3 separate regions of the Mus musculus genome follow, and all the other regions are linked to region 3. A link is a loop called in an ENCODE intact Hi-C map of the cell type or tissue named here. Cell type or tissue: heart. All regions are shown on one strand.

Region 1 (2,500 bases), 310 kb after region 3:
AGATCCTGGATCTCAAACTCAGGTCTTCATGCTTGGATGGCAAGCACGTTACCAACTGAGGCACCTTCCCCTGTCTTAGTTCTGGTTTTAATCGTGAACTGTGTTGACTATGATACCCTGGGCCAACTCCCATAATCTAAACAGTAGGAAGATAGAACAGTCTCAAATTGGGCCTTGGGCAAGGTCAGCCCGGGTAGTAGCCAAGACTGCTGATTTGAGTGTGTGGGTTCCAGTAATGCTAATGATAGCCAGCATTTGTTGAGCACTTACTGTATACCAGGCACTACTGTAAGTGCCCTACAGTGGACAGCCTGCGGTTCTGCTACTAAAATGCCAGGGAACAGAATAATTCCTCTTTCCCACAATGCTTTTGTTTACTCCTCTATGAAGAATGTGGGTCGGTTGGTGGCAGGGTTCCAGAGCTTTAGTGTAATGGCTGTCACCAAAGACAGGCAGGCACCCATCTTCCAGTTCATGGGGTGACCAACACCCAGATCCCTGGCACAGAACTCCCCCAGGGCCTCGGATGAGGATACTGTGTGACTGAAGGGCACAGATGTTGGCGTGGAGAGTTGGGGGGCTGGTAGAAGTGGGGTAAGTTGAGCCCAGGGTCTCTAGCTGTGTAGAGTCTAGGGGTCTGTGGGAGGTTGTAGAAGCCTGATTGCTCTGAGGGGTCTACAAGTTACTGGAGTTGTTAGAACCACCTGCCCTCCATAGGACACTTAAACACTCAAGTGATGCCGAATTGCAGAGAAGAGAGGGTCTACTCACTGGGGCTGCGCTGGGGAGTGGAACAAATAAAGACATCCACTTCTCCCACTAACTCCATCTTCAGGGCACTCATGAGGTTCAGGTTTAAACAGAGGGCAAGAGCGGTGCATAACTAAGCTGTCCCGGTCAAGGTGTGGTCCTGCCCTCCATCCCTGTCTGAGCTCACATCTCTCTTGCAAGGTAGTCTGTCAAGCTGTCAGAACTGTGTGAAATCTCTTTCTGGGAGACAAGCTCCCCCTCTGGCTGGCACCAGCCTTCAGCCATTATCTTCTCCCAACATGAGGTGCTTGGGGAAGTTCTCAATTTGGGGGGGGGGTGCATCATCTCAATAGTCTGACAGAGGAGCACGTGTCCTTTTAGAATAGAGTCGTTCCTACCAGGACACTTATGAGGACTCTGGAAGGATCTGAAGACTGCAGTGTGCAAGGTTTCTGCATCTAGGAGTCTAGGAGTCCAGAGGTAGAGCAGCGAGGGCATGAACTCTTGACAGGGGCAGGGAAAGCTGCAGGTCACAGGGACCTGGAGCTGACAGTCTGAGGACTTCGAGCGTAAGGGTCTGGGGCTGGGATGGTTTGAGAAATTAGGGATCTAACATCTGGGGAGTCCGAAGGTGTGGCCCAGAATTTGGGGATGTGAGCATCTAGGAAGACATAGATGTAGGGTTTTTTTTCAATACAGGTGTGCTTGGAGATTCAAAAGATCTGGGGCAGTCCAGAGCATTGGAAGTTTGAAGAGGAAGGAGCTGAAAGTGGCCCAATAGCGCCCCTTAGTGTTCTTTCTCTCCTACTGCAACCAAAAAGGAGCTTGTGTGTGCAACTGCATTTTTGTATCTGGATATGTATATACTTGTGTGTATAGGCCGGAGAGCAACCTGGGACGTTGTTCTTCAAATGTTATCCACCTTGTATTTTGAGTCAAGGTCTCTTTAGCCTGGAACTTACCAAGTTGGTTAGGGTGGCTGGCTAGTGAGGCCCAGGGACCTGTCTGTCTCCACAGTGCTGGAATTATAAGTATATCCCACTACAGGAGGCGGTTTTGTCCTCACACCTCCAAGACAAGAATTATACTGACTAAGCCATCTTCCCAACCCCTGGTATCTGTTTACAAAGAGCACTGGGTTAGGATTGTAGTGCTGATCTCTGGGGAGCCAGATTCAGATTCAGGCAATGAGACAAATGGCTTCAGGGCTTCCTTTAGGGGATGGCAGGGGTTGGGGAGGTGGACAGAAAGATCCATGTGTTTATAAAGGAGAAATAAAGACAGAAGACAAAGTTGTCCAGGAGATGTCCCAGAGGGGACAGCTGTTGAGGGGCCACTTGTAAATATAGTCCCTCTTGAGGAAACAAGTGTTACAGTTCTAGCAAAAATAAAGCTATTCTGTAGAGACATCTGCTCGCCTCCCTTTGGCTATCAGACTACTGAGACAATGGATCCCACGAGATTGGCATTTCCCCAGGAGTACTGAGAGAGTAGACAGGGATCCTGGTGCTAGCCAGAGGGGAGCTTGTGTCCCAGGAAGAGACCTCACAGGATGTTGATAACTTGTCAGACCACCTTACAGGAGAGAGTGGAAGTGAGACAGGAATAGACCAGTGAGGGGCGGGGCCACATCAGTGAAGGGCGGGGCCACATCAGTGAGGGAGGGACGGTGAGGTCAGGGAGGGACTGGACCAAGCTCCTGCAAGGCTTAGCCATACATACCTCTGGCCCTCTATTTAAACTCGAAGGT
Region 2 (2,500 bases), 230 kb after region 3:
TCTCAGATAAGTGAGGGATGGGAGCCCGGGGAGGCAGTCCACTCACAGGCACTGCAGAAGGCCTTCCCTCAGAGTCGGGTCCATGTCGTCCCATGTGTGGTTCACTTGCCTCCCTTTGGCAGAAAGGATAGAGGTAATGGTGCTTTCTGCTGAAGCCCTCAAATTGCAGACTGGGAGGATCCTTGCCTTGGCCTTGGGGCAGCCCACTGCTAGGCCAGCTGGCCTGCAGTGTATGTGTAGGGGAGATAATCCCAGATGTTCTTCTGTTGCACTGTGGGCACTAGGAGACCTCTCTACATTCTCATCTCAACAGCCGCTGGCTGCTGGAAACCCGGAAGTGAGGTGTTCCGACTGACCTCAGTGCAGAGGTTGCTTACGTCGACATAGTAGCAGCATTGTTCTCTGCACAGCCAGGGCGCTTGTTCAGAGGGTCCCTGATGGTGAACCCGGGGTCCCTTTTGGAAAAGGTTGTAGCAATATCAGAGAGTTCCTGTGTCTGTGGCCCACCATGGGAAATGTTGTCGTTCTGAGATGAGCTTGCTGTTCACGAGTGACCATGCCAGTGGACACTCCGGTCCTTAACCTGGCAAAGAGCCTGTCCCTGTTAGCCAGCACTGTCCTTGTTTCCCTGAAGCTCTTCCTTGTGTCTATTTTCCTGTTTTGCAGCACAGGGGATTAAACCTGGTATCTTATGTGTGTTAGGCAAATGTTCTTGATCTAAAGCCACAACCCAGGAGAGTCAGGATACATTCCTGCTGTTTTTAAAAATAAGTTGAACATGGCCAGGTGGCATATGCCTTTAATCCCAGCCTGATGTATACAGTGAGGTGCGTGATACCCAGTTATACAGAGAAACTGTCTCAAAAAACTTAAAAAAAAAAAAAAAGCGAGGGTTGGGGGGGGAGCTGTCTTTGTAACATTGCTTCTGGCCTTACTTTGCCTCCCAGGATGCCTGGGAGACCTGTTAAACACTGGATTGATCTCACTAGACTTCATGGGCCCTCCCTGGACCTTGCCTCCCAGCCTGGAGAATGTATCCCTGGTCATGACCCCCATTCCAGACAGGTCCACTGTGACATGAGGCTGTTTCTCTAAGTTTCATCTTTGAAATAGCCTCATAACACTAATGTAGTCAAACGAGTGCTCCATTTCCATGACATCACTCTGACCAACAGCAAGTAGGAAAGAAAGGGGTTTGTTGCCTTACACGTCCAAGTTAGGTCCATCCCTGAGGCAAGCCAAGACAGGAACTCAAGGCAGAAGCCACGGAGGGCATTGCCTGCTGGTTCACGCTCAGCTAGCTTTTCTATGGGGCATGGTGCCACCCGCAGGTCCTGCTGCATCAATTAACAATCAAGACAATCCCCCAAACTGGCCCACAGGCCATTCCAATCTAGACAGTCCCTCCGTTGAGGGTCCCTTAATAGGAACGGAGACACAAGTCCATATCTAAGCTACTCCAGTCCCCATATCGGCCATGGAGAGGAGAAGCCACATCTCCTTGAGCTTCAGATTCCCTAGCTGTGATACAAGAGTGAAGAAGGGCTGAGGCAGGGAAGGGTGCCTAAGGGTCTAAGGGGTGTGCGTTTTCTCTGCAGAGCACTTGGCAGATGCTGGCACTGTGCTGATGTGAGCCGAGTGCCCATAGTGCACTTGAGAAAGAAGAAACAGTATGACAAAAAATATTTAGAAGGAAAAGGACTTGGAGGGGGAGGCAGTTCTCCAGGCAGGAACCTCACACACTTAATGGAGTTTCCATCTCCACATCGCCAGTGATTGTGGGCCTCAGTTACCTGCAACAGAAACCAAACCCACGTTCCTTTCTTCCACTTGCAAATGAGGGGTGGGGTGGGGGTGGGGGCAGTGCTGGTTAGAATCTCTTCATGATGACCAGAGAGCAGGAAGGGCCCAGGACAGTTGCCTGTGACAAGGGGTTCCCTTATGCTGAGCTGAGGAAAGAGGCTGTGGCGTGTGACTCTGTGTGCCTATGTTGTATGTGTACAGATGTATGCATGCACTGTGTACATATGTGTGTGTGTATGCACAAGTACATATATTGTATGTGTGCATGTGTGTCCACATGTGTGCAGCCTTGGGCCCTTGGTATGAACTCTTGAGTTTCATCTCAGCCTAGCCTCAGGACCAGGCTACCAGGCATGGCTCATGTGGTTGTGGTCTTCCCTATCCTAGGAGCAGCTGGCCGATCTCAAGGAAGACCTGGACAGGGATGACTGTAAGCAGGAGGCCGAGGTGGTCATCTACGAGACCAACTGCCACTGGGCAGACTGCACCAAGGAGTATGACACACAGGAGCAGCTGGTGCATGTAAGCTCTGTCCCCAGCTCCCACCCAGGGATGCAGAGCCCCAACCACAATGGACCTAGAGCCTTCCAAGGCCTGTGCTTCAAAGGGGTTGAAGGGGGACCCCCACCCCTAGAAAATGGGAGGTATGGTGACCAGGTGCCTTGGAGGCCCTTCACCCTACCCCAAACACATATGT
Region 3 (2,500 bases):
TCCTGGGCTCTGACCACACAAGACGCACTGGGAAAGGACAGGCCCAAAGCTTCCTGTGCCCACAGCCCCTGGCTGGTCTGTTCCTCTGGAAGAGTTGTAGAAGACCTGAAAAACAAAAGGTCCTGCTGAGAGCTCCGGAAATAGCTAAGAGGCTGGTGAAGGGTGGGACCATAGAGAGGCTTCTGATACCTGTGGACCCTGGAAATCCTGCCCCAGCCCTTTGAGGACACCCACTTCAGTCGGCCTTCACTAGTGTCTTTTCAAATTACACCACCAGAGGGCAGAAGAAAACCAAGAATAGCGTCTTCCACAGTGGTCCTCGGGCGCCATCCCTCCAAGTGAGTCTGGACCCTAAACACAGAGAGAACAAAGCAATTGCATGGGGTGAGTTCCATGAAGCATTCTGACTCCTTTCTGTAGAAGCAACTAGGAGGTATCCGTGCGGTATCCACAGTACTCCAAGCAGCGCATTAGGTGGGCGGGGAAACAGTTCAGAGGGTAGAAAGCTTGCCTGGTATGCAGGAAGCCCTGGGTTCAGTCCCACCAGACACAGTAGCACACACCTGTTACACTAGCTCTGGGGAGGTAGAGGCAGGATGGGCGGTTCACGGTCATCCTCTGCTACACAGTGATTTCTAGGCCAGCCTGGGCCACAGGAAACCCTGATGGAAGCTTCTGAGGTGGGTGGCCCCGCAAGGGTGGAGACAAGATTTCCAGGTCTAGCAGGCTATAGAAGCCACTCTATGTCCTCATTCATGAAAGGGGGGTGGGGGGAGGAGGGAAGACAAGGTGGAAAGAAGGTGGCTCAGCAAGCAAAAGAGCTTTCAGGACCTGAAATCCTTCCCCAGAGCTAAAGGTAAGAGAAGAAAACCAACTCCATAAAGCTGTCCTCTGACCTCCACATATGCACCATGGTACGCTCTGTCTCAGTCTCTGTCTCTGTCTGTCTGTCTCTGTCTATCTGTCTCTCTCACACACACAATTAATAATAATAATAATAATAATAATAATAATAATAATAATAATATGTTTTAAAAGCAGACACTATGTTTATTCCATTTGTAGCATCCAGAATATCTAGTTCCAGTCCAATTGTTACTTATTTTGAGATAGGATCTCACAATGTAGCCCAGGCTGGGCTGGAATTCACAGAGATCTGCCTGCTTCTGCATCCAGAGTTCCGAGATCAACGGCAAGCATCACCACAAAGCCGGTTTGTTGTTGTTGTTGTTGTTGTTGTTGTTGTTGTTGTTGTTGTATTGTGATGATGGAGAAAGCCCAGGTTCCACAGAGGCTAAGTGCTGCCCTCCACTGGGCCACTGGGTGGCAGCACTGAGTCAGAATACCAGCTTTTCCTGACCGTGTGTGGGACTTCTTTAGTGGTAGCATAAGGAAAAGAGCAAGAGACCACAGGTGGCAGACAGACAGGAGAGATGAAGGCCAGCTGGAGATATCACTGGTACTGCGTAACCAGAATTTGCGATATAAGGAAAGGCTTTCCTTCCGTCTACCAGACCCTTCTTCTTCCCATCCTCTCACTGCCTCCTGCTTCTGGGAAGTGCAATGTGAGCTCCACTGTGCGTGCTCTTTCTTGTACAACAGCCAACGCCTCAGCCAGTAGCTGCCAGGAGGAGTCCCCAGCACCACCTGCCCTCTTCACAGAGTTTGTAATTGGCAGGCCTCACCTTGAAACTTGGTTTCTTTGACCCTTGTTCTTTTGTTTACTACTGGGATGCTGGGTGGTGACAGTAGGAATCTTTCTCGTGGACACTGGGATGATTACTTTTAAAATAAGAATAAAACCAGAAAGGGCTGGCCCAATCCGCCACTGAGAAAGCGCTCAGCTTAAGTTGGCTTCTATCTGTGGCCCTGGCATTCTGGAGGCAGAGGTGGGAGAAGGAACCAACAGTTACCCTTGGTTACATGTGAGTTTGAGGCCAGCCTGAGCCCTCTGATACTTTGTCTAGGAAAGAAAAGGAGGGGGGCAGGGAAGAGAGAGGAAGGAAAGGGAAGGGAGGGGCAGAACCAGAGATGGGCAGAGGTCTAGAGACCTGAGGTGGATTCCAGTAGCCCACGTTAAGGTGGAAGCGGAGAACCAACACCACTAGGTTGTCCTCTGACCTCCACACGAATATTGTACCCTGCAGTCCCCGTGCCACAATAGTAATTAATTTAATTTACAATTTAAGGACTGGAGAGATGGCTCAGTGGGTAAGAACACTTGTTCTTGCTGTAAACCTGGGTTCAGTTCCCAGGCCCCACGTGGTGGCTCACAATTGTCTGTAACTCCAGTCCCAGGGGATCTAAAGACCTCTTCCGACCTCTGTGACACAGGAACATACATCTAGAAGATACATAAAACAAAAGAAAAGGGGCTGGTGAGATGGCTCAACAGCTATAAGCACTGACTGTTCTACCAGAGGTCCTGAGTTCAAATCCCAGGACCCACATGGTGGCTCACAGACATCTATAAAAGGGATCTGATGCCCTCTTTTCCTGC

What was found. Hi-C counts contacts between places; a loop is a spot of excess contacts. Peaks named below come from ENCODE experiments on the same cell type or tissue, not always from the same donor. Only the 100,000 strongest peaks of a DNase experiment are listed, where the experiment ranks them.
Region 1: a loop joins it to region 3, with 3 times the contacts of the local background. A loop is called at or near these places in 29 of 42 quality-filtered maps.
Region 2: it touches region 3 in a loop (6-fold over the local background); 9 of 42 quality-filtered maps call a loop at or near these places.

Annotation. Positions count from the first base shown.
Region 1 is chr1:118,768,072-118,770,571 of GRCm38, reverse strand. No RefSeq gene overlaps it. Among named protein-coding and RNA genes, the nearest start is that of Tfcp2l1, 140 kb to the right of the region's middle. In heart, a CTCF peak has its summit at 1,551; no DNase peak of the experiment used is centred here.
Region 2 is chr1:118,848,208-118,850,707 of GRCm38, reverse strand. Gli2 (GLI-Kruppel family member GLI2) reads left to right here. Exons shown (of 14, transcript NM_001081125.1): 9 at 2,191-2,325. Among named protein-coding and RNA genes, the nearest start is that of Mir6346, 100 kb to the left of the region's middle. In heart, a CTCF peak has its summit at 1,326 (motif pointing left); no DNase peak of the experiment used is centred here.
Region 3 is chr1:119,081,630-119,084,129 of GRCm38, reverse strand. No RefSeq gene overlaps it. Among named protein-coding and RNA genes, the nearest start is that of Gli2, 29 kb to the right of the region's middle. In heart, CTCF peaks have their summits at 264 (motif pointing right) and 1,318; no DNase peak of the experiment used is centred here; H3K4me3 peaks cover 256 bases; H3K27ac peaks cover 299 bases.